Linked DNA regions of Mus musculus: region 2 is linked to region 1. Evidence: chromatin loops called from intact Hi-C (ENCODE). Cell type or tissue: left cerebral cortex. All regions are shown on one strand. Links, peaks and the distances in the headings refer to the core of each region. The heading gives the core; the rest is flanking DNA.

Region 1 (15,380 bases), core at 3,723-8,722:
CAATGTGTGGAGAATGAATAGCCAGCCTATATTTATAGGGCAGAGAAAGGTCCACACTTAGAGAAGGCACTCTTTGATGGGAACTGGGAGAGTCTGTTATCATTAAGATCTCTTTGATGTGCCAATGTCCTGAAGCCTACTATCATGATGTTGCTTTGTGTGTTCAGTAACATCAGCCCTCCCATTAATAATGATGAAGGGGCCTTGCTATCTTCCCCTGTTTCCCATCTGCTGGAGTATTTACGTCCCAGTGGTCAGGGAAGTAAAGAGCTAGGCACTTTGTAATTTATAAAGCTCATGGAACAAAGGATTTTTATGTTTTGAACTTGCAGGATGCTCTCCTCAGAAAGTCTGGAGCAGAGTTTGACTAGGTAGACTGGAGAGTCAGTTCTTTGCATGATTCAGGTATTATCAATAATCCTCCTGTGAGGTAACATTGTGAACTCCCTACTCAGAGCCATTATAGAGAAAGTAAGATGGCCTCATTGTGCCCCTAGAGAAGTGAGTTTAAGAGAGAGAGTTTGTAAGAATGTAGCTAGAGTGAGATGTTCTGTAGAAGCCAAAGTGTCTGAACACATCTCACAAGAGTGTGGTCCAGGAGCATCTCCATACTTGGGAATTTAAATCCATGTGTCGTTCCACATGTCTGAGATTCTACAATGTTTTTACTTTCAGAAAATGAGTACTGATCTATAAGAAATGACATGCATACGGTAGAGAGGGCCTTAAGCTAGTACCCAGTCTTAAGAAGTGTCATCATGTCATACATGACCACTGTTCTCTATGTGTTTTATCCCATTTCGCACAGTACATACACACCAAAAGTTATAGAACTTCCTGCTGTTTTCATTCTCTGTATGGAGTCCCGCTGTCATACATGCCACCCATATTTATATGTTAATTAATAATATTCATTTGTTAAAATGATTTTATATAGAGTTCTCAAAGTGAATTAGCTAAGCAGTGAGAATACTATTTTACATACATATTAAACTACCCACACAAATAACAACACACATATATATGTGTGTGTGTGTGTGTGTGTGTGTGTATATATATATATATATGTATATATATATATATCCATATAATATATATATACACATACATACTTATGTAATTGTATAATGGGACATGACCTCTTAAAAACATGTGTAGTCTGTGATTTATGAGTTAAGAAGCACATCTTATACTTCAGACTCATTATTGTCATTCCTGATCATCACAGAATTGATCTAAGTAGCACTTTCTAAAATATGCATGCTCAAAGGCCACCATGCTCATGTTAAAGATTTTTATTATGCAATTTCTCATTGTACCCTTCCTACCAGTGTCCTGTACAGAACTGGCCATTAGAGAATGCTGAACCACACAATGTATCCTAGAGAAGAATGCCTTTTTTAAGTAAAGCAAAGTTTGTTCTGCACCCTCTTTTCACTTTCTTATTGCTTTATGATCTCTTTTTTTGTTTCTTATCAAGCGCTGGTAGCATCAGATGTCTCACTTGAGGACAGACACCAGAGAATGTAGAAACCAGACTCTTCTCTCTGTGGAATTGCACGGAGTCATTTACATACTACCAGGTTTATTGAGCCTTGGGGGAAAGCAGTTTTTTGCTTTGTGAATTTACTGTGGACTGGAATTTATGTTTTTATTGCAGATTGACATAAGTAGTATAATGTTTTTCTTATATTCCTCATCCTAATCTGATAGATAAAATTGATATTTCAGTATTATAACAGTTCATTTTTATCATGCGTTGACACCAGAAGTGTGTGCACTTGTGTTTGGTCAAATGTTTCAATGAGAGATTAGTTGGCACATTCTTTCTACATTTTTAAAGAAAGATGTACTTATTTTTGTTCTATAAGTGATTTGGCAGACTGTATGTGTGTGTGTGTGGCTATTGTCTGTGGAGAGCAGAGGGCCAATCCCCAAGCACTGGAGGTCCAGAATGCTATGAGCTGCTACGTGGGTATTAGAACTGAACCTAGATCTTTCAAAAGAGCACCTAGTATTCTTTACCTCAGAGCCATCCTTCCAGGCCCACATTTTCTCTAATGAATCTTTAGCTACTGTTCAAAAAGTCTGGAAACTGTTTCTTTGTAGCATATATTAAAAATCTTCTTAAGATAAACATTTTTCTTCCTCCCGTTTTTTTTTTTAATTCTAAACAGCCTGGCATTTAAATCTCTTAATAATATTTCTGAGTTATTTTTCTTTCAATTTAAATCTGTAAGAGTCAAGCTTTGTGTTTTAGTGGCATTAGCAAAATTCCTACCACATCCTGTGTTTAAGTCAGTTACAGTTCTTACACACCCTCTGCTACGAGGGAGGAAGTTCCCCCTTCTCATGTAGAGTGTTGAGCATCTTCAGTTTTCCAAGGTATTATATCATATGTGAATGCCAAATGAGATGTTGGGAAGTAGGGCAGTGGTTGGAGCAGGTGGGCCACAGACACTGAAATGATGTTGGAAAACTGAAGGAGCTCTTTGTAGTCCATTGCTATGTCTTCTTGTAGTGAATCTTGTCCAAGCATCATCATGTATTCAAATATGTTCTGCAAAGAATGTATGTTAACCCCCAGTGGAATCTGAAGTCTCTGGTCTTGCACATGCCCCACTTAGGCACATGGGAGGGCTAGCCCTCTTCCTGTCTCACAGGCATCAGGACTCTGGTTACCCACAGGAGGCTCTTGGTAAGATGGGTCACAGCTTGAGAACTTGCATCTTCTTATGCTCTCCTGTATTGCATCCTGGACTCTGAGACAGTGGGGGTGTTCTGTTCTGCACATGTGTAAAAACCCAACAGAACTCGAAATTATCCTTAAAAATCTACACTATTTCTGTAGGAGGGATCACATATGTGAGCTATTACTTGTGATAACTGTCAAAAAATCCCCTTCATTTCTTTGTATATTTCTAGTGAATATGGGTAATTTATTGATGGTTTAACATCAAATCTCAAAGGAGATAATTAGTAGAGGCAAAGATCAAGGAGAAGAAGTAGAGAGACCATCTGTCAAGAGATGTCTTTCAACCTTGGGCTCCTATCAGGCTCTAAAGAAGGAAAACAAATAATCTCAATAAATGACAGAAGGCATCACTCTAAAACACAGGAGTTAAGGTGGAATATGGGATAGAGGTAAAATATAAGAGATCTGGCCACAGCTTGTTGCCTAATCTTTCGTGTATTTTGAGTATGGCAATTAACCTCTTTAAAGTTCCTTTATGAACCCACAAAACATTGGTTAATGAACGTGACTATTTTATTTGGTTATTCTGAAAACCTCTTATCAAAGTAAAAAAAAGATCTTAGCAATTAGTATGTATCAACTAATAGAAATACACTGCACATATTATATACCTTGAGAATGCTGCCTGGCTTATCACAAATTTCAAATTATCATTGTTTCTATAAAGTTACAACACAAAGCTGTTTTGTCTCTACAATAAATAAAAGTTTACTTTAGGTAAGAAGTTGTCAAAATCCATAGAATTTATATGTTGTATTCAATATGGAATGTTTCTATTTATTAAACTAATGGGGAACGTATCTTCTCGTTTCAAATACCTCAAGAACTTTATAGCTTTCATCTGTTTGTTAAAGAGATATCACACCAAATAAGCAGTTTTACAAATTAGATAAAAGATGTTACATGCAAGGATATATGAGCCTTGGTTGAGCTGAGAACTGATGGAGAACCTTCCAGATATGAATGATGGTGAGAAGAAGAAAACTAGTAAAGGTCTGACAGTGTAACGTGCAGGTATTTCTCACCAGAAGACTACGATGAAGACTATTGATTGGAAGAGGGCTTAGCTTCATATTTGGCTGAGGAACGTCCTCAGAGCATGGAGACAACGTCCTTCTTTTTAAAGATGCACATTGAGGAACTAAAGGTGCCTATTTCAATTCTAATTATGAAAAAGTGTATACACTTTTTCTCTGTGTTCTACACACAGGGTGCAGAGTCCCATTCAGAAGGTATAATATGGGCTTGTCATAATGTTGGCTGGTATGAGCCATTAAGATTTGTTGTCCATTTGAATTTTCTGTGATCAGCAGGTTATTTTCGAAAGATCTTGGGCAGCTATAGGGTATTTTTTCATGCTAGGTTGGTCACTGAAATTTCTTTAGAGGTTCTTTGTAGCAATAAGTAATGGCCTTTGGCCTGTTTCAGTAAATCTCTCCAACCCAGTTATGACCTGGCAATGAAAACACAACACACTTAAAATGATTACATGCTGTGCACCTAGATTGGGCAGATCTGCTACTACACTACCATCTTCTACATCTATGAGACCCCTTAGAACTTGCAGTTTCTCCTGGCCCTGTGCTTCTGCTCTCTTCCTCTTCCTCTTCCTCTTCCTCTTCCTCTTCCCCTCCTCCCCCTCCTCTCCCTCATACTCCTCTTCCTTGCTCTTCCTCTTTGTCCTACCCCTCTTCCATTTTGTATTTCTTCCCTCTCCCCAATTCTGCTCCACCCTCCTTTTTTTCTGCCCAATCATCAACTCTCCTTTATATTTCTAATTAAGGTGGGAAGCAGGTTTTCAGGAATTCACCTTAGTGCTGACTCATTCCTTGTTTGCAACCCCTCATAGGAGGACAGATTTAACACCAAATATAATTAGCCCCAGGGCTATTCACAACACTGGCCCACATGGTAGAATATGTAGACAATACCATGTTGATGGAGAAGATGTGATTTCAATTGGGACATGTCTTCTGACAACCTACAGCAACTCTCAGTTATTATAAAAACTGGTAGGTCCTCAATGTTTGTCCAAGTCCAAGTGAAATGGAATGTTTGAGACACTTTGGAGTTAGGCTAAACTAGAGGACCTTTTTTTAGGACAAAAGCATGCTTTCTGTAACTAAACGGAAGAGAAGTCTGTCATGTGAACATTACCATTTTCTTAAAATTTGTTTTGTATTTATCTATACACTTATTGTATGTACAGAGAGAACTCATGTGCCATAGAACTCATGTGGAGGTCAGAGGACAGCTAATGGCAACCTGTTTGATGCCTCTACTATGTGGTGTCTGAGACTTGAACTCAGGTTGCCAGGCATAGTACAGGATGCATTTGGTGTGCATCAAGGGTGAGCAGAGGGTTAGATACAAGGAGATAAACCACTCTGCTCTGGCTACTTCTCTCTCTATCAACTTGTCTGTTCATTAGATAAGAGTCTCTAGCTACATATGTATCAGAAGATGGCCTAGTCGGCAATCAGTAGAAAGAGAGGCTGATTGGTCTTGCAAACATTATATGCCTCAGTACAGGGGAACACCAGGGCCAAGAAATGGAAATATGTGGGTAGGGGAGTTGGGGGCGGGGAGGGCATGGGGGTGTCTTGGGATAGCATTGGAAATATAAATGAAGAAAATACCTAATTAAAAAAATAAAAAATATATAAAATCATACAGTACAATAAAAAAAGAAAAAAAAAGAAAGATACACCCTCAAAAATGAGTCCCACTTTTTCATGATCCATTTTTTCATTTGAAGGACATTATGTCCTTTAGTTTCTATAGCTGGTGAAAACTCAGACACAATAGAAATTGTTGAGCCAGTAAATGTAAGGTAGGATCCTGAGTCCTGGGCATTTGCTAAGGAGTGGTACAGCTGTGCCATGGAGATTTCCCTGTAGTTTTGTAAGAATTCTCCACACTGACTTCTTTGGTTCCTGTGCCAGCTTGCAATCCCAGCAACAGTGACTGAGGGTTCCCCTTTCCCTAGACCCTCTCTCCCTCTTGTGGACAATTGTTTTCTTGATCTTAGTCATTCTTACTAGGGTTAGATGGAATCTCCAAGAACCTTCAATTTCCATTACTCTGATAAAAATTTTGAACACTTTAAAAATATACTTCTTGGCTACTTTTATTCGTACTTTGAAAGTTTCCAACAACTACTTAGCCTATTTGGATAATATTTATCAGTGCACAAACTCTTCCCAGAATCATTCCCTTCCCTAAACACCACAACTAATTTCTTTTTTCTAAACCATTTAGACCAAGTTGTGCCTGTCCATATGTTTTTAAATTTTCCACTGGAACATGGTCCATTCATAAGAACATACACTCATAAAGAACTGTCTCTCACCCAGCAGGTAACAATTGGTAATACCTCCACTACAAGGGGTAGAGTGTTTGTATCCATCTCCCATTACAGCCCTGTCACCCCGAAAATTCCTGATCTTATTTCAACCATTTTGTTTGTTTGTATTTTCCAAATTTCTCTGTTCAGATCCATATGTGATTTTTAATTGGGTGGTTTTATTAGCTGTCTTAATCTATTTTCCTAGTTCTTTGTATATTTTGAATACTAACCCATAACAAATGTATAGCTTAAAAAGGATCTGTACCACAGTGTGATCTCCATGTTCACTGGACAGAGTATTTCATTTGCTATAGGAAGGTTTTAATTTTATAAGGTCCTATCATCATTTGTAGGCCTAATCCCAAATTGTTAGCCCTAGACACATAGATATATGAGCAATGTTACATAGACTCTGTTATAAAAAATTGTGTGGGTAGGTATGCATTAAAAATGATGTGCATATGTATATACATGTGTCAATTATCATTTAAGAAGTGATAGCATCTAGCTCTTCATAAATATAATAACTTATCATGGTTGTACATGTTTCATAAAATGTTTGAAATCTTACAATTATCTGTGGCACTAACTCCATAGTTTATAAGTCCTCTGCCATTACCAGTGTCTTTTTCTCATTAGATATTTTCTTCATTTACATTTCAAATGCTATCCCCTTTTCTAGTTTCCTCTCTGAAAGTCCCCTATACCCTCACCTGCCCTGCTCCCCAACCCACCAATTACAGCTTCCTGACCCTGGCATTCCCCTGTACTGGGGCATTTAATCTTTGCAAGACCAAGGGCCTATCCTATCATTGATGGCCAACTAAACTATCCTCTGCTACATATGTAGCTAGAGACAGGAGCTTTGGGGGTAATGGGTAGTTAATAATTTTGTTCTCTTATAGGGTTGCAGACACCTTCAGTTCCTTGGGTACTTTCTCTAGATCCTCCACTGGGGGCTCTGTGTGCCATCCTATAAATAACTTTGAGCATCCACTTCTGTATCTGCCAGGCACTGGCATAGCCTCACAAAAGAGAGCTATATCAGGGTCCTGTCAGCAAAATCTTGCTGGCATATGCAATGGTGTCTGTGTTTGGTGGTTTTATATGGGATAGATCCCAGGGCGGGGCAGTCTCTGGATGGTCCTTACTAACATCTCAGCTCCAAACTTTGTAACTCCTTTCATGGGTATTTTGTTCCCCATTCTAAGAAGGAACAAAGAATCCACACTTTGGTCTTCCTTCTTCTTGGGTTTCATATATTTTGCAAATGGTATCTTGAGTAGTCTAAGTTTCTAGGGTAGTATCTGCTTATCAGTGAGTGCATATCATGTGTGTTCTTTTGTGGTTGGGTTACCTCACTCAGGATGGTATCTTCCAGATCCATCCATTGCATAAGAACTTCATGAATTCATTGTTTTTAATTGTTGAGCAGTACTCCATTTTGTAAATAGACCACATTTTCTGTATCAATTCCTCTGTTGAGGGACATCTGGGTTCTTTCCAGCTTTTGGCAATTATAAATAGGGCTGCTATGAACTTAGTGGATCATGTGTCCTTATTTCAAGTTGGAACATCTTCTGTGTATATGCCAAGGAGAGGAATTGCTTGATCTACTGGTAGTACTAGGTCCAGTTTTCTGAGGAACCACCAGACTGACTTCCAGAGTGGTTGTACCAGCTTGCCATCCCACCAGCAATGGAGGAGTGTTCCTGTTTCTCAACATCCTCACCAGCATCTGCTGTCACCTAAATTTTTGATCCTAGCCATTCTGACTGGTGTGAAGTGAATCTCAGGGTTGTTTTGATTTGCATTTCCCTGAAGATTGAGGATGTTGAACATTTTTTCAAGTGCTTCTCAGCCCTTTGGTATTCCTCAGTTGATAATTCTTTATTTAGCTCTGTACCCCATTTTTAATGGGATTATTTGAATTTCTGGAGTCCATCTTCTTGAGTTCTTTGTATGTATTGGATATTAGTTCCCTATCTGATTTAGGATTGGTAAATTTTTTCCCAATCTGTTGGTGGCCTTTTTTGTCTTATTGACAGTATCTTTTCCCCTACAGAGGCTTTGCAATTTTATGAGGTCCCATTTATCGACTCTTGATCTTACAGCACAGGCCATTGCTGATATGTTCAGGAATTTTCCACCTCTGCCCATATCTTCAAGGCTTTTCCCTACTTTCTCCTCAGTGTTCTTACACTCGTTCACGACCGGCCAGGAAGAACGCAGCAAACCGGAATCTTCTGCGGCAAAGCTTTATTGCTTACATCTTCAGGAGCCAGAGAGCAAGAGTGCAAGAGTGCAAGAGAGCAAGAGAGCAAGAGCAAGAGCAAGAGAGAGCAAAAAAGCAAGAAAAAGAACAAGAAAGCAAGAGAAAGAATGGCAAAACCCTGTCCCTTTTAAGGAGAATTATCCTCCGCCTAGGATGTGTCACTCCCTGATTGGCTGCAGCCCATCGGCGGAGTTGTCGTCACGGGGAAGGCAGAGCACATGGGGTGGAGAACTACCCTTGGCACATGCGCAGATTATTTGTTTACCACTTAGAACACAGGATGTCAGCGCCATCTTGTAATGGCGAATGTGAGGGCAGCTCCCCACACAGTGTCTCTGGTTTTATTTGGAGATCTTTGATTCACTAGGACTTGAGCTTTGTACAAGGACATAAGAATGGATCAATTTTCATTCTTCTACATGATAACCACCAGTTGTGCTAGCACCATTCGTTGAAAATGCTGTCCTTTTTCCACTGGATGGTTATAGCTCCCTTGTCAAAGATCAAGTGACCATAGTTGTGTTGTTTCATTTCTGAGTCTTCAATTCTATTCCATTGATCTACCTGTCTGTCACTGTTCCAGTACCCTGCAGGCTTTTTTTTTTTTTTTTGGTTTTTTTGTTTTTTTGTTTTTAATCACAGTTGCTCTGTAGTACAGCTTGTGATCAGGAATGGTGATTCCACCAGAGGTTCTTTTATCATTGAGAATAGTTTTTGCTATCCTAGGATTTTTGTTATTCCAAATGAATTTGCAAATTCATTTCTAACTTGGTGAAGAATTGAGTTTGAATTTTGATGGGGACTGCATTGAATCTGCAGATTGCATTCAGCAAGGTAGCCAATCCATGAACATGGGAGATCTTTCCATCTTCTGAGATCTTCAATTTCTTTCTTCAGAGACTTGAAGTTCTTATCATACAGATCTTTCAATTCCTTAGGGTCATGCAAGGTATTTTATATTATTTGTGACTGTTATCACAAATAATATAATTTCCTAATTTCTTATATATATTCCCTAATTTCTTTGTCAGCTTGTTTATCCTTTGTGTAGTAAAAGGCCACTGATTTGTTTGAGTTAATTTTATATCCAACTACTGCACTGTACTTGTTTCAGTTTTAGTAGTTCTCCAGTGGAATTTTTAGGATCACTTATATATAGTATCTTATCATATGTAAATAGTGATATTTTGACTTCTTCCTTTCCAATTTGTATCCCCTTGATCTCCTTTTGTTGTCTAATTGCTCTGGCTAGGGATTCAAGTACTGTATTCAATAGGAAGGGAGAAAGTGGGCAGCCTTGTCTGGTCCTTGTTTTTAGTGGGATTACTTCTAGTTTCTCTCCACTTACTTTCATATTAGCTACTAGTTTGCTATGGATTGCTTTTATTATGTTTAGATATGGGCCTTGAATTCCTGATCTTTCCATGACTTTTTATCATGAAGGGCTGTTGGATTTTTCAAATGCTTTCTCAGCATCATGTGGTTTTTGTCTTTGAGGTTGTTTATACAGTGGATTATGTTGATGGATTTCTGTATATTAAACCATTCCTGTATCCCTGGGATGAAGCCTACTTGGTCATGTTAGATGATTGGTTTTTTTTTTTTGTTTGTTTGTTTGTTTTGTTTTGTTTTGTTTTTGTTTTTGTTTTTTTGTGACAGGGTTTCTCTGTATAGCTCTGGCTGTCCTGGAACTCACTTTTTAGGTCAGGCTGGCCTCGAACTCAGAAATTCGCCTGCCTCTGCCTCCCGAGTGCTGGGATTACAGGCTTTCGCCACCACGCCCAGCACTGGATGATTGTTTTTATGTGTTCTTAGATTCGGTTTGCTAGGATTTTATTGAGTATTTTTGCATTGATATTAATAAGAGAAATTGATCTGAAGTTCTCTTTCTTTGTTGGATCTTTGTGTGGTTTAGGTAGCAGAGTAATTATGGATTCATGAAATGAATTGGGTAGAGAACCTTTTGTTTCTATTTTGTGGAATAGTTTGAGGAGAGTTGGAATTAGGTCTTCCTTGAAGGTCTGATAGAACTCTGCACTAAACCCATCTGGCCCTGGGCTTTTTTGGTTGGGAGACTATTAATGACTGCTTCTATTTCCTTAGGGGAAATGGGACTGTTCATATCATTAATCTGATCCTGATTTAACTTTGGTTAGTGGTGTCTGTCTAGGAAGTTGTCCATTTCATCCAGGTTTTTCAGTTTTATTGAGTATAACCTTTTGTAGTAGGATCTGATGATGTTTTAGATTTCCTCAGGTTTTGTTGTTATGTCTCCCTTCTCTTTTTTAATTTTGTTAATAAGGATACTGTCCCTGTGCCTTCTAGTAAGTCTGGCTAATGGTTTATCTATCTTGTTGATTTTCTTAAAGAACCAGCTCTTGGTTTGGTTGATTCTTTGTATAGTTCTTTTGTTTTTCACTTGGTTGATTTCTGTCCTAGTTATGATTGTTTCCAGGCATCTCCTCTTTGGGTGAATTTGCTTCCTCTTGTTCTAGAGCTTTTAGATGTGCTGTCAAGCTGCTAGTGTATGCTCTCTCTAGATTTTTTTTTTTTTTTTTGGTTGCAGTCAGAGCTATGAGTTTTCCTCTTATGACCGCTTCCATTGTGTCCCATAAGTTTGGGTATATTGTGACCTCATTTTCTTAAAACTCTAAAAAGTCTTTAATTTTATTCTTTATTTCTTCTTTTACCAAGTTATCACTGGATAGAGTGTTGTTCAGCTTTGACGTGAATGTTGGATTTCTATTATTTGTGTTGTTATTGAACATCAGCCTTAGTCCATGGTGGTCTGATAGGATGCAGGGATAGTTTCAATACTTTTGTATTTGTTAAGGCCTGTTTTGTGACTGATTATATGGTCAGTTTTTGATAAGATCCCATGAGGTGCTCAGAACAAAGTGTATCCTTTTATTTTAGGATAAAATGTTCTGTAGATATCTGTTAAATCCATTTGGTTCATAACTTTTGTTAGTTTCACTCTATCTCTTTTCAGTTTCTGTTTCCAGGGATTGTCCATTAATGAGGGTAGGGTGTTAAAATCTTCCACTATTATTGTGTGCGGTGCAAAATGGGCTTTGAGCTTTACTATAATTTCTTTAATGAATGTGGCTGCCCTTGCATTTGGAGCATAGATGTTCAGAATTGAGAGTTCATCTTGGTAAATTTTACCTTTGATGTGTATGAATCCCCCCAAGCCCCCCTTGTCTTTTTTGATAACTTTGGGTTGAAAGTCAATTTTATTCTATATTAGAATGGCTACTCCAGCTTGTTTCTTGGAACAGTTTCCTTGGAAAATTGTTTTCCAGCCTTTTACTCTGAGGTAGTGTCTGTCTTTGTCCTTGAGGTGGATTTCCTCTATGCAGAAAAATGTTGGGTCCTGTTTATGTAGCCAGTCTATTAGTCTATGTCTTTTTATTGGGGAATTGAGTCCATTGATAGTAAGAGATTTTGAGGAAAACTAATTGTTGCTTCTTGTTATTTCTGTTGTTAGAGTTGGGATTCTGTTATTGAGGCTATCTTCTTTAGGTTTGTTGAAGAATTACTTTATTGCTGTTTCTAGTGCATAGTTTCACTCCTTGTGTTAGGGTTTTCCCTTTATTATCTTTTAAGGTCTGGATTCGTGGAAAGATATTATGTGAATTTGGTTTTGTCATGTAAACTTAGTTTTCTCCATCTATGGTAATTGAGAGTTTTGTTGGGTATAATAGACTGGGCTGGTATTTGTGATGTTTTAGGGTCTTTATAACATCTGTTCAGGATTTTCTGGTTTCCATAGTCTCTGGTGAGAAGTCTGGTGTAATTAAATAGGTTTGCCTTTATATATTACTTGACCATTTTCTCTTAATGTTTTTAATATTCTACCTTCATTTAGTGAATTTGTGGATCTGATTATTATTGTCAGTAAGAATTTTTTTGTCTGGTCCAGTCTATTTGGAGTTCTGTGGGCTTCTTGCATGCTCATGGGCATCTTTTCTTAGGGAAGTTTTCTTCTATAATTTAGGTGAAGATATTTACTGGCCCTTTAAGTTGAAAATCTTCATTCTCATCTATACCTATTATCTTTAGGTTTTGTCTTCTCATTATGTTCTAGATTTCCTGGATGTTTTGATTTAGTATCTTATTGCATTTTGCATTTTTTTTTATTGTTGTGTCCATGATTTCTATGGAATCTTCTGCACCTGAGATTCTCTCTTCCATCTATTGTATTCTGTTGGTGATGCTCACATATATGATTCCTGGTTTCTTTCCTAGGGTTTCTATATACAGAGCTGTCTCCCTTTGGGTTTTCTTTATTGGTTCTACTTCTGTTTCTATATCTTCGATGGTTTTATTAAATTTCTTCATCTGTTTAGTTGTGTTTTCCTGTAATTCTTTATGGGATTTTTGTCTTTCCTTGATAAGGACTGCTACCTGTTTAGTAGTGTTCTCCTGTATTTATTTAAGTGAGTTATCAATGTCCTTCTTAAAATCTACCAGCATCATGAGATATGATTTTAAATCTGCATCTTGCTTTTCTGGTGTGCTGGGGGTATCCAAGACTCACTGTGGTAGAATTACTGGGTTATGATGATGCCAAGTAGTCTTGATTTCTGTTAGTAAGATTCTTACATTTGTCTTTTGCCATCTGGTAATCTCTGGTGTTAGATGTTCTAGCTCTCTCTGGCTGAAGTTTGTTCCTCCTGTGATTCTGTTAGCTTCTGTCTGAAATCCTGGGATTCCAACTCTCCTGAGTCCCAGGGGTCAGAACACTTGCTGTAGGCAAGCTTTCCTCTTGTGGGAAAGGTGCACAGCGGTCTAAAGATCAGCTCTACCTCTTGGCATAGGATGGAGGCCCAAAGGGACCCTTTCCAGGAAGCTCTGTTGCTTCTGTGGCCTGTGCTCTCTCTGGTGTGGACAGGTCTCTGAGAAAACAGGGATAGAAGATGGCAATCTCATCTGAGTCTTGGGGTCAAAATCCTCCCTGGAGGCCAACTCTCCTCTGGTGGGGTAGCTACACAATGCTCTGAGGATCACCTCTGCCTCCGGGCTGAGGAAGAAGGCCTGAAGGGACCCTGTCCACAAAGCTCTGTTGCTTCTGTGTTCTGCGAGCTGTCATGCACTGACTGGTCTCTGCCCCAGTGTTTTCTGTTTTTATAAATCTTGGACTTTCTGTGGTTGCATTTTCCTTGCATAAATACTTGCCTTCTAAATCCTGTTCCTGAGCCAAGGCCTTTTTCTCCAAGCTTGGCTCTCATGAACCTTGTCATTTTGACATAATCCGTAAGTGCACAGGAAACAGGACACTAGATACTGCTGCTAAGTCAGAGTCTTCAAAGTCTCTTTGTTGACACTGAGGATATCTTTCCTCTGTTACTATTGCTTTTCTGTCCTCTGAATGCAATCTCTTTTCCATCCTCAGCCAACAAACATATTTCAGTCCAATCTTCAGTGCTGATCCTAGACTCTTACCACTAACCTTTAGCATGACTAATTGGTGCACTCAGCATGCCAACTTTTTTCCTCTGGTTCAAAGACATTCAGACCACACTCTGCTGTAGAGCTGTAACACAGGATTTTGGCCATAGCCTTCAGTTCTTCTTTCTTTTCTCACTCACCTTGCATACACACACCAATATTTCTTGCTTAGTTTCTATTGAAAATATTATTTTTCATACAATATATTCTGACCACGTTTTCCCCTCTCAGATCTCCTCCCAAATACTCTTCACCTTCTAACCCCATGCGTATTCTCTCTCTCTCTCTCTCTCTCCCTCTCTCTCTCTCTCTCTCTGTGTGTGTGTGTCATCTCTCTCTCTCTCTCTCAATGACAGGCATTTAAAAAATAAACAATAGCAATAGTGAAGCTTGGAAGTCAAGAGAACCCCAGCTACCATTTCCTGGACAGAGTGTGTTCATTTACAAAGTAATAGTCATATATGAAAATTATGACTTACAATGCCATATAACTAGCTTCACTTCAACTCTTTATAAATAAAAATATAAGACTTCTCAGTCATTCTCAAAGGCAGCTATGTATCAAGTATAGTCTCATATTAAGTCATCAGTCACCTGTTAGGCTCTTGACACAGAGCACAAATATTACCCAAATTGAGAAGAGACAGTTCTGTTAAATGCAGAACAGTTAATAGAGAATGCAGGCTAGTACTGGAGCCCATGGAACTATGCAGCAGCCATTGAATAACCTCAATTGCATGACTTCGTATATGATGAAAACTCTCCAAGTTTTGATTGAAACTCAGTTTCTAGGGAAAACTGCTTAACAAAAGCCTTTCCCTGACAGGATCATATGAGACCTCTGCTGTTACTTCCTTCCAGCCTAGCTAGGCTGGCCTCAGACCATCCACCACTTAGGCAGAGCCACCTGCTGTGCAGCTTCTCATCACTCTCCTTTGATGTGCCACTACCTGCCTGAGGCCAAACCTACCTGAGATTTTCTAGAGTTAGCACCAAACTGTGATCTTCACTAGTTCCTACTAAAAGTCTGATCTGACTGCTTCAAAGGAACTTTGCCTGACTGGGAATGGGCCTCCCCTCTTCTTTATAAAGTGTGTTTGCTGACATTAAAGTTGAACCTTGATCAGACTATTTGTCTTGGTTCCATTCTTTCTCTCATCGCCTAGATTCCCTCTTTTCTTCCAGATTCCAAGATTCCTTCCAGGCTCGAACACGGACATGTGAGCAGCTGGCCTGCCTCAACACTCTGCATCCAGTTAGCCTTCACTCTGCACACACCTAGCTCATGCTCCCTCATCCTGCAGGAGAAGTTCACCCTCTTCTCTAGGATTTTCCAGTTAGTTCTCATGGCTCCAGGATGCAGCTGGCTGAGAAAAACCTGAGGCACCTCTAGACCAGGAATATCTCTAGAGAACCATAACATGATAAAAAAGCAGGTGAATGGTCACACACCATTGAGGTTAGATATCTAGAGATTAGGGACAAAATACTTAAAACGTTCTGGAAATACACAATCACACAATCATTTTTTATATAAATATATGTGT
Region 2 (15,380 bases), core at 6,875-11,874, 76 kb after region 1:
TTTAAAGAAAATGATTTACTTATTTTTGTTTTATAAGTGATTTTTGTGAATGTATGTATGTGTGTGTCAACTGTCTTTGGAGACCAGAGTAGAGAGCCAAATTCCCTGGAACTGAAAGTCCATTTTGGTATGTATTGCTAAGTGGGTAATAGAACTGAACACGGATAATCTACAAGATCATCAAGTGTTTTTTGCCTCTGAGCCATCCCTACAGCCTAACATTTTCTCTAATTAATCTATAGGTCCTGTTCAAAAAGTCTGGAAATTGTCTCTTTGCAGCTTATGTTCAAATTCTCCTTAAAGATTATCCATTTTCTTTGTCTTGCTTTTGTTTACTGTTTTAAACAATCTGGTATTTAATTTTCTTTAATAATATTTCCGAGTTTTCTTTCATTCAATTTAAATCTGTAAAACTCAAGCTTGTGTATTTTAATGGCATTAGCAAATTTCTACCACATATTGTGTTTGAGACAGAGTTACCTTTCTTACCCACCCATTGCCAAAACTGAAGAAGTTCCACCTTCTTATGGAGGGTGTTCAGGATATTTAATGTTCCACCATGTGATATCACCTGTAAATGCCCAAGTAGACATTGGGAAATTGGGCTGTGGATGGAGCAGGTGGGCCAGAGACACTGAAGTGATGTTAGAAAAATGAAGGAGCTCTTTATAGTCCATTTCTATTTCTCCTTGTACTAAATCATGTCCAAGCATCATAATATATTCAGACATGGCCTAAAAAGAGTGAACATTAATCTCCAATGGACACTGAAATCTTGGATCTTACACATGACACAGTTATGCACTTGGGAGGGGTAGCCCTCTTTCTTCCTCACAGTCATTAAGACTCTGCTGACGCTCAGGAGGTGCTGGGTTAGATGGCTCACAGCTTGACAACTTATTTCCTCTTATGCTCTCTTGTACTGCTTCTATACCCTAAGACAGGTGAGGTATTCACCTCTGCACTTGTTTTGCCTCACAAGCCAGTGTGCAAAAACTCAACAGAACTCTCAGTTACCCTGAACAATCAACTCTATTTCTTTAGCAGTGATCCTACATGTGAGTTATTACTTGTGATAACTGGTAAAAAATAATTTAAAATAAACAAACCAATGTTTTGTTCAGATATTTGAAGGAAATTCAGGTTATTTATTGGTGGTCTCACATCAAACCCAAGAGGAGGGAATTCGCAGAGGTAGAGACCAAAGAGAAGTTGTAGAGGTACCATCTGTCAACAGATGCCTTTCCACTTTGATCTCTCATCAGGGTCTAAGAAAAGAAGTCAAATTATTCCAATAAATGACAGAAGGTGTTACTCTAAAATGCAGAAGTTAAGATGGAATATTGGGTAGTGGTAAAGCACAAAAGATTAGCCCATAGCACTGTTGCCTAATCTTCAGTATCTCTGAGTAATACAATTAACCTCTTCAAAGTTGTATTACAAACCCACAAAACATTGGTTAATAAAAGCAGCTACATTATTGGGTTATTGTGAAAACCTCTTATAGGAAGAGAAAAAAGATCTTACCAACTAGTAACTATTATCTAATATAATATGCTGTACACATTACATACCTTGAGAATGTTACCTGGCTTATCACTAGGTTCAATTTATCATGGTTTCCCTGAAGTTATGACACAAATCTGCCTGAGCTTTGCAATAAATGAAAATTTATTATCCTTACTTTACATAAGAAGTTGCCAAGTTCAATGGTATGTAAATGTTTTATCCAATAGCAAATGCTTATATTTGTCAAACTAATGTGTAATGCAGCTCCTAATATAAAATACCTCAAGAACTTTATGGCAATAACCTCCTTGATAAAGAGCCATCATACAAAACAAGCAGTTTCCCAAGTTAAGGTAAAAGGCATTACTTGTAAGGGCAAATGAGCCTGGGATGAAGTGAGAACTAATGGAGTACGTTCCAGATATTAATGATAATGGGAAGAAGAAAAATAGTAAAAGTCTGACAGAGTAATGTGCAGGTATTTCTGGCCAGAAGACTATGATGAAGGGTGCTTGATGGGAAATGAGTTGAGCTTTATGTTGGGTTGAGGAATGTCCTCAAACCATGGAGACAAACCTGCTTGGTTTAAAGATGCATGTTTAGGAACTAGAGAAGTATAGTGCAATTCTAATTATGAAGTCAGTATAGGACTTCTGATTCCTTCCCCAATGTACACACTTTTTCTCTGTCCTCTCCCTAGAGGGGCCAGAGTCCCAGTCAGAAGCTGTAACATGGGCCCGTCACAGAGTTGGCTGCTATGAGCCAGTAAGCATGTGTTGTCCATTTGAAGTTTCTGTGATGAGTGGGGTATTTTGAAAGATGTTGGCCATCTATAGGGTACTTTTTTCCCATGAAATCACAGGTTGCTCACTGCAATTTCTTTAGAGGTCCTCTGTAGTTATAAGTGATGGCCTTTTATCCATGTGGTGGAACTCGTTGAAAATACCATGTTGATAGAGAAGATGTGATTTCAATATGAACAGGTCTTCTGAGCATCACAACCTATAGCAATTCTCAGTTATTATATGCACTGGCAGTTCCTCAATGTTTGTTCGAGGCCAAGTAGAACGAACTGTTTTAGAGTTTTTGGGATTGGGCAAAACTAGAGGACCTTTCTTTGGACAAAAGCGTGCTTTCTCTAGCTAAACCTGGGGAAGTCTGTCTTGTGAAGGTTATCATTTTTGTAAAATTTGTTTTATATTTATTCCCTTATTGTATGTGTGGTGAGAACTTTTGTGTCGCAGAACTCATGTGGAAGTCAGAGAACAGCGAATGGCTGTCTGTTTGCTGCTTCCACGATGTTGTTCCTGAGACTTGAACTCAGGTTCCCAGGCATAGTAGATGCATCTCTCCCAGTAAGATTTCTGGGCTCTGTTTCATTTCAGTTACTGGCTCTTCGTGCACCATTTGTTGCTGCTGGTGTTGTTGGTGGATTGATATTTTATCACTTGAACAGCCTTTCTCTTTGATTTTTACTTTATTTCTCATTACATGGATTCATTGCTATTCCTTCTTGAAGTGTCTTGTGATTATCTGAATGAGATTGCTTCAGAAGAATATATGACTTTATCACATGAGAGATGCATCCATCTAAATTAAGGCAAAAGTAAGAGAAGAGTGTGAACCAGGGCAGCAGCATCATTTGAGCTTCTTCATTTTTACTTTGCATCTGAAAACTGTGTTCATCTTTGCATTTGCTACTCCCTGGTGTCAGGGTTTTCTTTAAAACAGTTTGATTTAGGAGTCTGACACTTGCATTCCAGATACTCTTGACTAATCCTCACAGCACCATGGGTAAATGGCATATAATTTCCAGGTCTCAAAGTGAGCCGTGATTTTAATTTCTCTTCATTAGTGATGATCTGAATGAGCAGCTTGTATCATACCTTATATATTACCAAAAGACTCAGTAAATCAAGTAAACTCTAGGACTATTCCAACTATGGTTGGACAAGTCTTGGTTAGGCTTGGTGATGCAGAGTGAGCCTAATGGAATCACCAGTGAGTAACATCTTGTAATGAAATTGAGGAATCAAGGATATTTGTCATATAGGCTTCCTGACAGTCAGCAGCATAATCAACTGTCCCAAGTAGAGGGTGCATGATTGATGCAAAACAAAAGCAAAATTACTGTTTCTTTTAAGCTCTGTGGAATCTGTATAAGTATTTTATGCATATAGATCTTGCGCGCGCTCAACTGGCCAGGAAGAACGACGCTGCTACAGGATCCTTCTGCACACGTTTATTCAGTCCTGTTTCTTCTTTCTCCATATATCTCCCTTGTTTATATCTCCCTTGTTTTTATATCTCCCCTGTTTATATCTCCCTTGTTTTTATATCTCCCCCTTGTTTATATATCTCCCTTGTTTTTATATCTCTCCCTTGTTTTTATATCTCCCTTGTTTTTATATCTCCCTTGTTTTTATATCTCCCTTGTTTATATCTCCCTTGTTTATATATCGCCTGTTTATATCTCTCCCGAACCCTGGGCCTCTCACTCCTTTTATACTCTCTCTCATCCACGAACCGCAGGCCATGCCCCCTCGCCAGTCACGAGGCTTCAGCTAATCAGGGCAGCAGGGGCAAATCTCCACCAAATTGGATTCACCTGTATCCTGGTACACCTGCGCAGCACTCAAGATGTTTGTGTCTTATATGAGGAAGTCAGGTGAAAGTCATATGACTTAGCTGCAGTCCCTGGTGCCTTTAGGACTGCCGCCACATCTGCTCCTAACATCTCCCCCTTTTTTCTTTTCTGGCAGAGAGAATGTCTGTAGATAGCCCCCCGCAGCCATGCCCCTTACCCGTCCTTGGGTGACAAACAGCATTGGTTTGATCCCTGTCTTAGGTTGGTGACATGCCCAGGGAGTCTTATCACTGACTACCTCTCAATCATGCCAAGCCACTCCTGGGGAGATTGTGTTTTGCTTGTGGCAGGTGCATCAAAAGGCCAGGATGTTAATGAACCTATGGCCAGATCTTAATTGCTGCAAGCAAGCCTCATGGGTGAAGGTAGAGGTCTGATCCCCAGTGTGCAAGCATAGGGGCCCTACACAAAACCATCCCTTAGGCTCATCACCCAGAGAGGTCTTGGCCAGCTCCCGTGTCGTTTTTCCTGGGGGAAGGGAACTAGGACACTGAACCTTCATGCAATCAGACGTGCCTTCCACAGGATGCCAACAGCAAGCTATCCTCTGTGCAGTGCTTAGCCTCGCAACCCATGGCATAAAGCAGCATTATTTCTTTTAGAGCGGCAAACCGAATCTGAGGAGATTGTCCCGCCTCCACTGCAGCAAAAGCCTACGCTACCATGGCGAAAGTGCGGGCTGCACACTCTGCACCTAACACATGTGCCAAACACACAACACACACACACACTATAACAAGCATACATCCCAGGGCTCTCATCCCCACTCATCTTCCCTGAAGCAAGGGATAGATAGCCAGAGGGGCTATCTCTTTAAGGGAAATTCAGGGATCAAAAAGGCATAGAAAAATTTGAATGTCATGTCGAGCTGGTATTGGCGCTTCTGGAACACCGAAAGGATCTCTCATCTCGGCTCCATCCTTTGTGCTTGTGGGATCATCCACCACATCCACAGGGGCAACTGGATCAGGAGCCTCATTCTTGCAGCGTCTCACCAATCTCTCCGGCACCCAAAGAGGTTCCATCTGGTCCTGTGGAAACACACAAACAGACCCTCTCGCCCACGTCAACACCTGATCCACTCGATCCCCAGGGGGGATGGACACAATACCTCGTGGTGATGAGACCATAACCTCAATCACCTGTGTGTCCATCTGGGGAGTCAATATGAGAGTCAAGTTTTCATTAGCTTCCCCTCTGTTAGGCAATGATTTCCAAGCCCTTATGGCAATCTGATTCACCTGCTCAAACACCTGCAGTGGATATCCTGTCTGTTGTTGTGCAAATCTACCTTGATCAAGCAGCATATCTCTATCCCATGCTATCTTTGCCCTGCTTGGTCGGTGAAAATAGGACATCCCAGCAAGGAGAATCTATCCTCTCTCCAAACCTCCGGACAGAAGGTCTGCCCATAGATGGCTGACGAGGAGGCATAGGGAGGGGGAGCAGAAGCTAATTCACCTCCTCCTCCGCCTCGACTCTGTTGTCCTGTCCTTTCTGTCCACCTGATAACACTGTGTCTCCTTTCTTTTTCCTTTTTCTTTTTAAGCCCTTTTCCTCTTCTGACATACTTTCTTGTTGCTCTGTAAGGATTTTCTGACCTGTCTTGACTGCCTCTCAATTCAAACAGTAACAGAGTCCATATATCAGAACAAACAAGACCAAAACTATCAGACCTACCCACAAAGGGTCAATGGGAGAAAAAAGCATAACTACACAGCGAGGATCTATTGATCACTACACTGAGGTTATCATAGTTCCTTAACTTGTCCCCAAACCAGGAACCTTAACTTGTCCCAAAGCCGGGAACCTTTCGTTACCTTGTGCCTGCTTGCTGGCAACTTTATGCTCACCTCTATTTTATCAGAGGTCCTTCCCAAACTCCTGGGTTACTTTGTGCCTACTTCCTGGCAACTTTATGCTCACCTCTATTTTATCCGAGGTCCTTCCCAAACTCCTGGGGTCGCAAGTTTCACTCACCGTGAACTTACCCTGCGGGCAACCACTGACTGCTGAAAGTTCTGAACTCGGTGGGGGAGTCGGTTCCCCATACGGGCCACCAATTGTCGCGTCCACTCTCAACCAGCAAGAACGATGCGACCACCAGTCCTTCTAACAGCAGTTTATTCAGTCTTCATCTTTCTTCTTTCTCTTCATCAGTACCGTTCCCCAGCTGAAGAGTTCTGAATCCACGCCGGATCCTTCTCAACAGTCTGTTTCACGGGAACTTTTATTAACCACTCCTTCCCCGTGATGCAGTTCTGAATCCTCCCTGTAGCAGATGGTCTTCGCTCTTGCCTGAAGATGTTTCTTTTCCCGGGTTTCGGCACCACTTCTTGCGCGCGCTCAACTGGCCAGGAAGAACGACGCTGCTACAGGATCCTTCTGCACACGTTTATTCAGTCCTGTTTCTTCTTTCTCCATATATCTCCCTTGTTTATATCTCCCTTGTTTTTATATCTCCCCTGTTTATATCTCCCTTGTTTTTATATCTCCCCCTTGTTTATATATCTCCCTTGTTTTTATATCTCTCCCTTGTTTTTATATCTCCCTTGTTTTTATATCTCCCTTGTTTTTATATCTCCCTTGTTTATATCTCCCTTGTTTATATATCGCCTGTTTATATCTCTCCCGAACCCTGGGCCTCTCACTCCTTTTATACTCTCTCTCATCCACGAACCGCAGGCCATGCCCCCTCGCCAGTCACGAGGCTTCAGCTAATCAGGGCAGCAGGGGCAAATCTCCACCAAATTGGATTCACCTGTATCCTGGTACACCTGCGCAGCACTCAAGATGTTTGTGTCTTATATGAGGAAGTCAGGTGAAAGTCATATGACTTAGCTGCAGTCCCTGGCGCCTTTAGGACTGCCGCCACACCTGCTCCTAACATATAGACACATAATGATAGACATTAGGATTTTCCTATGTATTAGAAGTACTCAAAAATAACTAAATTCAAACATTTGGAAGAGGACTTTGGTTTACAAAATTAGATTCAGAGCTAGAAATGACCAGAGTAATTCAATGCAGGAGAAAAATTTGATATATATACATATACATACATACATATATATATATATATATATATATATATATGTATTTTACTTTTCCTGCTCTCATTTGCTAAATGAAAAAAGTTCCTATAAAATCTCATATAGGAACCAAGGCATGTTACTGTATGGTTCCCAGGAGTGAAGAGGCACCCAGAACACACTCTTATGATATATGTTCTGTCACTGTGACTTCTTCAGAACAACGCACTCTAGCTTCCCTCTGACAAACTCTGTGTCTTGAACTCAATTCACTGGTGACATGAGGCCATTTTAGTTTCTTGGTCCCAAAGGAGAAGATTCACAAAATCTTCCTTCATGAGGGTGACTGATAATACCCTGAATCATGCAAAGAACTGACTGTCCAGTCCACCTGGTCAAGGTCTGGTCCAGGCTCCAAGTTGAAAAGACAATAATCCTTTGCTTCATGTACTTATTAAATTAGGCAATGCCCAACTCTTTTCTTCCCCGACCACTGAGAGGTAAATATTCAAGCAGATGGGAAACAGGGGAATATAGCAAGGACCCTTCATCATTATTAGTGGGAGGGGAGAAAGGAACTGAACGCACAGAGCAACATCAGGATGGTAACCTTGAGGACAGAGGAAGATCAAAAGGAACTTGAGGGTAACAGCCTCTCCCAGTTCCTACCAATGAATGCCTTCTCTCAGTGTGGAGGTTGTCTCTGCCCTATAAATGCTGGCTGGCTCCTCACTCTCCATACACTGGGCTCCTGTTCACCAATCCTCCAGGTGACTCCCAGCCATGAAGACACTCGTTCTCCTCTCTGCCCTTGTCCTGCTGGCCTTCTATGTCCAGGCTGATTCTACCCAAGAGACTGATGAAGAGACTAAAACTGATGATCAGCCAGGGGAAGAGGATCAGGGTGTGTCTGTCTCCTTTGAAGACCCAGAACGCTATGTTCTTCAAGTTTCAGGTGAATGTTGGTGCCCAGTGTGCTTGGTGTCTCCTGAGGGAGGGTTGAAGATGAGCCCTGGTATTCTGTCAAGAGCAGTCTGGTTCAGGTAGTTTCCCCTTGATCCTCTAAGAACTTTCCTGTGTTATTTATAGAAGTAAAAGTGAGAGTTAAACCTTTTTAAGGTTTTTGATCTACAAATGTTTTTGTGAGAAACCTTTAAAATAAAGAACATGTTTATAAGTCCTTTTATACCTGATTAATAATTTTGTTATGGAAGAAGAGTCTGTTTTGCTTAAAAAACAAAAACAAAAACAAAACAAAAAAAAAAAACTTACCTAGGAGCCAAATTCAAATGTATGAATGTGCTGTGTCAGGAAAACACAAAAAGTGTGAAGAAATGTTGTGTGTGTGTCATGGCCTGTATGTGATCAACACTTGTTAAATGTCCTATTTTCATGGTGCTGGCTGTGATGTCACCAGTACAACAAACCTACTCTGTACTATGTAAGTACATTTTCATAGGTTGTTTACTACTACACACTGCTGGCCTCCTTACTTAATATCTTAAATTTTGTTTGTGTCCTCAGGCCTAGGAAAGCCTCCCCAGTGCCCGAAGTGCCCAGTGTGCTCAAAGTGCCCACAGTGCCCACAGTGCCCACAGTGCCCGGGGTGCCCGAGGTGCAATTGCATGACAAAATGAAACTGCAATTGTCACCAAAGGTCCTAATAGACAGCATAAATAGACAGCAGCTGAACATGGAATCCGGGTCCAGAAAATCATTTGCTCTTGGACCTCAAGATCTGTCAATACCCTTGTGCTTAGCTTTGACTGTTTCATTCTCCAATAAATTTCATGCAGAAAAATTATCTGTGTTTATGTTTCCTTGGTGTTTTCTATGTGGGTTAGACAGGAATCTTCTAAGCCATGTAGCAGAATCTTCAGTGAATCCTTTGTAAAAGAACTCTTGGTTCCATTTTAGCAGTCATATCAACGATGAGCAGGAGGTTAGAGACAAGACATTCTGCTCTAGCTACTTCTCTGTCTTTCAAATCTCCTATCCTTTACATTAGACTCACTCTCAAAAATTATTTACACATTTTCATGATCCATTTTTTTCAGTTAAAGGACATTATGTCCTTTCCTTACTATAGCAGTTGAAATCTCAGAGGCAATGAAAATGTTTGAGCAAGTAACTGTGAGGGAGGTCCCTGAGTCCTTGGGCATTTGCCAAGGAGTGGTACAGCTGTGCCATGGAGATTTCCCTGCAGTTTTGTGAGAGTTCTTCACACTGACTTCCTTAGTTCCTGTTCCAGCTTGCAATCCCACCAACAGTGCCTGAGAGTTCCCCTTCACCTAGAACCTCACCCCCACTTGTGGACAACTGTTTTCTTAATCTTAGTCATTCTGACAAGGCATAGATCATACCTCTGAGAACTTTCAATTTCCATTTCTCTGATAAAAATGTTGAACACTTTAAAATATACTTCTTGGCTACTTTTATTAATTCTTTGAAAGTTTCCAACAACTGGTTAGCCTATTTGGATAATACTCATCACTGTGGAAGCTCTTCCCAGAAACATCCCCTTCCCTAAACACTACAATTCATTTCCTTTTTAAAAGCCACTTGGACCAATTTGTGCCTTTCCATATGTTTTTAAGATTTCCACTGGAACATGGTCCATTCACAAGGAGATACACTCATAAAGAACTGTCTCTCTCACCCAGCAGCTAATAATTGTCAATACCTCCACTATAATGGGTAGAGTTCTTGTATCTATCCCACAGCTTCGTGCTGGAATTTGTGTAACTTGGGCTTGCACAGTATAGCCCTGTCACCTTGAACATTCCTAATCTTATTTCAATCATTTGTTTGTTTGTTTGTTTGTTTTTCAAAAATTCTCTTTTCAGATCCATATGTGATTTTTAATTAGGTTGTTTTATTAACTGTCTTACTTTATTTTCCTAGTTCTTTGTATATTTTGGATACTAACCCATAGCAGATGTATAGCTTACAAAGGGTCTGTACCACACCATGAGATTTGTCTTTACTGGATTGAGTGTTTTCTTTGCTATAGTGAAGGTTTTAATTTTATAAGGTCACAATGTCAGTTGTATGCCTAAATCCCAAGTGGTTAGCCATAGACACATGGATGCATGAGCAATGCTAAATAGACTCTTATAGTAACTTGTGTGACTATGTATACATTAAAAATATGTGCATATACATGTATATATATATATATATATATATATATATATATATATATATATATGTAACAATTATCATTTAAGAATTGATAGTGCCTAGCTGTTCATAAATATAATAATTTAGCACTGATGCACATGTTTTATCAAATGTTTGAAATCTTATAATTTTTTGTGGCACTAACTCCATAGTTTATAAGTCCTCCATCATTAACACTGTATTTTGGAAACCTTGAACTTTCTGTGTCTGCTATTTCCTTCCATAAATACTTGCCTTCTAAGTGCTGTTCCTGAGTCAAGGCCTTTGTCTCCAAACTTGGCTCTCATGAACCTTGTCCTTTTGACATAATCAGTAAGTGCACAGAAAGCAGGACAGTAGATATTGCTACTGAGTAGGAGACTGCAAAGTCACTTTGTTGACACTGAGGATAAATTTCCCCTGTTACTCTTGCTTTTCTGTCCTTCAGAATGGAATCTCCTTTCCATCCTTAGCCAAGACACATATTTTATTTCAATCTCCAGAGCTGATCCTAGCCTCATACCACTAACCTTGAGCAAGACTAATTGGTGCACTCAGCATGCCAACTTTTTCCCTCTGGTTCAAAGACATTCAGAGCACACTCTGCTGTAGTACTGGACCACAGGATTTTGGCCAGATTTCAGTTCTTCTTTCCTCTCTCACTTACCTTGTATACACGCACCAACATTTCTTCTTTAGTTTCTAATTTTTATTGAAATCATTATTTTTCATACAATATTTTCTGATCATGTTTTCCCTTCTCCCATCTCCTCCTAAATACTCCTTACCTTTCATCCCCATGCATTCTCTCTCTCTCTCTCTCTCTCTCTCTCTCTCTCTCTCTCTCTCCCTCCCTCCCCCCAACTGGCAGGTAAATAAAACAAACAATAGCAAAACAAGCAAACAAAAACTAAGAAAGGGCATGATATACTCTCTCTCTCACATACACACACCCCATAAAACCCCCAAAATTGAAAAACATAATATACAAGCAGTAGAATAGTAAGGTTAAAGAAAAATATGCCAAGTCTGGTGATGGTGGCATGCACTTTTCATCCCAGCAATTGAGAATTGGATGCTGTTAAATTTGAGGCTAACTTGCTTGGTGGACAAAGTGAGTTCCAGGATAGTCAGAGCTCCAAAGAAAAACCCTGTCTCATACTCCCTTTCCTTTATCTGCCCAAACAAGGTAATACAAAACAGAAAAATATCTCCAAAAACACCTTTGAGTTATTTTACACCAACATTTCTTAAAGAGAGTTTTCTTTGCTCAACTTTCACAGGACATTTGGGTTACTGGTGGTGATAATAAGTATTATTTTACCTATATACCTATTTCTAGAGTGTACACAAAAGCCAGGCTCCACTGATTTCACATCAAACCCCAGAAGATGGAATTTGCAGATATACTTTAAGGGGATGCTATTATACCCAAAGGAAGGAATTAAGAGAGATATTCAGAGGAGAGGCTGTGAGACCAAAGGAGAGAATTTGCAGATACCCCCTAAAGAAAGGCCCAGAAGCCCTGTAGGAGCAGCAGCAGCCCTCAGGTCTGGACTCCCACTGAGCCTTGTTCCTGTCTCCACAATATCTTTTCTTGATCTCTCTCACAAATATTTCTTTCCTCCTTGTCTCTCATTCTGAAAGATCCTGACAGAATGTAAAAGGTCACAGAAGCCCTGAAATTGGCAAGATAGATGTCACTGTTAGCAGAATTAGCTTCACTGATTTAGAAAAATAGAGGTGCACAATGCTCTGGCCACTCGTTGAACCTGTGTGTCTGCCAATGTTTTGATCATTCCTTGACCCATTTGTGTGCCCACTGATGAAGCCCATTGCCAGGTGTTTGTGATATTGGTTGCTGAGAAAGAGTCAGAAAATCTCCCCAGCAACCACAGCCCAGCCAATCCTGAGTTGCTACACCTGCACCAGACTCTTTCCTTGTACCCCTCCCATACCCATTTCTTGAGAATAGACATTGTTTAGATCTGGAAATCCCCTCTCCCCCCCCCTCCTTTCTCCCCTGAGGGCCTATAAAAAACTGGGACCTCTTTTCTCTCGAGGTCGACTCCTCTACCCCTGCGTCAGATATGAGTCATCCCCAGAGCTCTGTCTTTCCCCGAATAAAGCCTCATGTGGTTTGCAACAAGCTCCGTCTATTGTGAGCTCTTGGGTGTCCGCTATTGTCCTGAGGCCTGAGTGAGGGGCTCCTCTCAGAGTCTTTCAATTCTACTTTTAATTCAACAAATGGACAAACATCTATTTCCATTGTTACTGCAGGTATTTCCTACTTATTTCCTTATAATTAGAATGCCTGGAGAAACACATATGTATGTAATTTTTTAAGTGTTATTTTTGAAAATTGAGATTAGTCTAATACATATTTAAAATTTTTAACACACAACTTCTTTGTCACTAAAGGCCTTTTCTTTCTCCTTCATGTGAACATCTTGCTCAACATCTCCTGTGAGTAGCAGAGGCTGAGTGTGGGGGAAATAGAAAATTGGTCTCCAGCAAGCTTGTTGCTTATTTGTAGGATCAGAGGTCATGGCCTATGGACACAATCTTTTGTGCTTCCATATCATGTACAGTCCTGAACCACAAGATGGGCCTCAGTTTCAATAGTTTTGTTCCTTCTTAAAACTGTCTTCATCCAAGAATCTTTGATGAACCAATTGTTTCTGTCCTTGTTTTGTGCCACAGAGCAGGGTGGAAGTCAATAGAATCCCAGCCACCATTTCCTGGACAGACTGTGTCTATTTAAAAAGTAATGCTCATATATGCAAATTATAATTTACAATGTCTGATAACTAGCTTCACTTCAACTCTTTATAGATACAAGAGTCACTCAGTCTCAAAGGCAGGGATGTGTCAAGCATATAATCATATTAGGTGACCAGTCACCTGTTGGGCTCTTGGCACAGGGCACAAATATCGCCTAGCTGAGAATAGTTGCTTCTTGAAATGCTAAACAGTTCACAAAGAATGCTAACTAGTGGTTGAGAACATGGGACTAGGTAGGAGTCATTGAACAATCTCAATCCAATGACTTTAAATATGATGAAAACTCTCCAAGTTTCTGCTGAAACTCAAATAGAAAACTGCTTTAAAAAAGACTTTCCTATCCAGTGTCTTCAGAGACCTCTGCATACACTTAGCCTTCACTCTGAACATCTGAGCTCATGCTCCCTCATCCTGCAGGAGCAGTTCACCCTTCTCTCTATGATTTTCCTGTTAGTTCTCAGGGCCTCAGGATGCAGCTGTCTGAGAAAAACCTGAGGCATCTCCAGACCAGGAATATCTTGGGTAGAGAACCATAACATGATCAAAGCTGGTGAATGGTCACAGGCCATTAAGATTTGATAGCTAGAGAGAAGGGATTAGATACGTAAAACATTCTGGAAAGACACACAGATGCACACACACATACACACACACACACACACACACACACACAGAGAGAGAGAGAGAGAGAGAGAGAGAGAGAGAGAGAGAGAGAGAGAATTTTATATAAATATGCATGTGTCTGGTTTCAAATCCTGAGACAAGTGACTGAGATTCATATTTTACTTCAGTTCCTACCTGACATACCCTGCCCCCAAGCTTGAATTTTCCAGTCTTGGGGTTGAGCTGCCCTTCCCCCAGAGGCTTTTCCCTTTATAATCCAGACATTTTGGGCTCTCTCCTCTTCCCCCTCCCCCTCTCCTCCTCCTCTTCCTCTTCCCCCTCCTCCTCCCTCATCCTTCCTCCCTCCTTTTTCTATTCCTCAACCCCTTTCTCTCTTTCTCTTTTCTTCCTCAACTTCCACTCACATTCCCCATAGGGACTTCCCTGATCAAATTATGACTTCAGTTTAGTAACAATTAAAAAGATTTCTACCAAATGAGATTATGACTATGCAATCAATTTTAGCTATTCCTCCCTTTTCCAATTATGACCATTTCTACATTCCCTAGAAAGACAACTATAATTATCCCCTCCAGCATCAAAGCCCAGGGAACTGGGTCGACAGCTCTTTATAACTTCTTCAAACTGAATATGTATATTGACATATTTTGAAGGGGAGAGAGGAGAAGAGGGGAAATAGGATTGCTTAATCTCTGATATCTGTGTCTTGACTGGAATGGGCTGAAAGTCCAGGACACCAGGAGTTCAAGCAGGTCAGTTCAGCATGTCTAACAATGCTGTATATTCTGTAATATACAAATCTTAAAACAAAATTTTAATATCAAGATATTCTTTTTGTTTGATTCTCTGGAATCTAGTTCTTCGGGGGGGGGGGTGGTCTCCCTCTATCATATTACTCTGGAAGGTATATAGACTTTAATCACCTTTTCTAAAAACACAAAGACAAAACCTTTCTTCCAAATCAGCACACCCTTGAACCAGTAACCAGAAAAACCTTTATTTTGACCTCTCTCCCAGAGGAATAATATAACCACAAAACTCAACATCATACCCATTTTGAAAAGTAATACAATCCGAAACAAATGAAGCAAACCAAAATACTGTATGTGCCTATTCTTAGACCGTTTCTATTTTGCCATGCAGAATAATAACCCAGAATTCCCATGGAGCCCACATTAGAATTTGAGTATCTTGTGAGGCATATTAGAGCAATATATCTTTATGCCATCTTCAAAACAATTGATTCATACTTCTATATGTACCTGCTTATAAGCAGGCAACTAGTCAAAGCAGGATTTAAACCCAGAATTCCCATGGAGCCCACATTAGACAGAATTTGAGTATACTGTGAGACATATTAGAGCAACAAATCTTTATACCATCTTTCTGTTAAGCTTTCTACCTAGAGCAGCCATCCGTCATCTTATGCCCTCTATCTATTTGTCTCTCTGCCTGGAGCCACAGATATTATTGATTAGTACCTGTTCACTGATCTCTTTACTTGAAGATAATGACTAATTTTCCCTATCCTAGTTCTGAACCACAGGCAAAATTTCCCAAGGATTCTGTCAAAATCTGCATATAAATCTATCCTAAAAGCAAATAATCCCAATTTTATAAAT

The links. A loop is a pair of places that touch in the nucleus more often than their neighbours do. Peaks named below come from ENCODE experiments on the same cell type or tissue, not always from the same donor. Only the 100,000 strongest peaks of a DNase experiment are listed, where the experiment ranks them.
Region 2: it touches region 1 in a loop (36-fold over the local background); 10 of 42 quality-filtered maps call a loop at or near these places.

Annotation. Positions count from the first base shown.
Region 1 is chr8:21,010,171-21,025,550 of GRCm38, reverse strand. Defa21 (defensin, alpha, 21) reads right to left here and starts at 6. Exons shown (of 2, transcript NM_183253.3): 1 at 1-6. In left cerebral cortex, for the core only: no CTCF peak of the experiment used is centred there; no DNase peak of the experiment used is centred there.
Region 2 is chr8:20,937,302-20,952,681 of GRCm38, reverse strand. AY761185 (cDNA sequence AY761185) reads left to right here and starts at 7,934. Exons shown (of 2, transcript NM_001012640.2): 1 at 7,934-8,143; 2 at 8,713-8,988. The coding sequence starts at 7,972. The coding sequence ends at 8,825. In left cerebral cortex, for the core only: no CTCF peak of the experiment used is centred there; no DNase peak of the experiment used is centred there.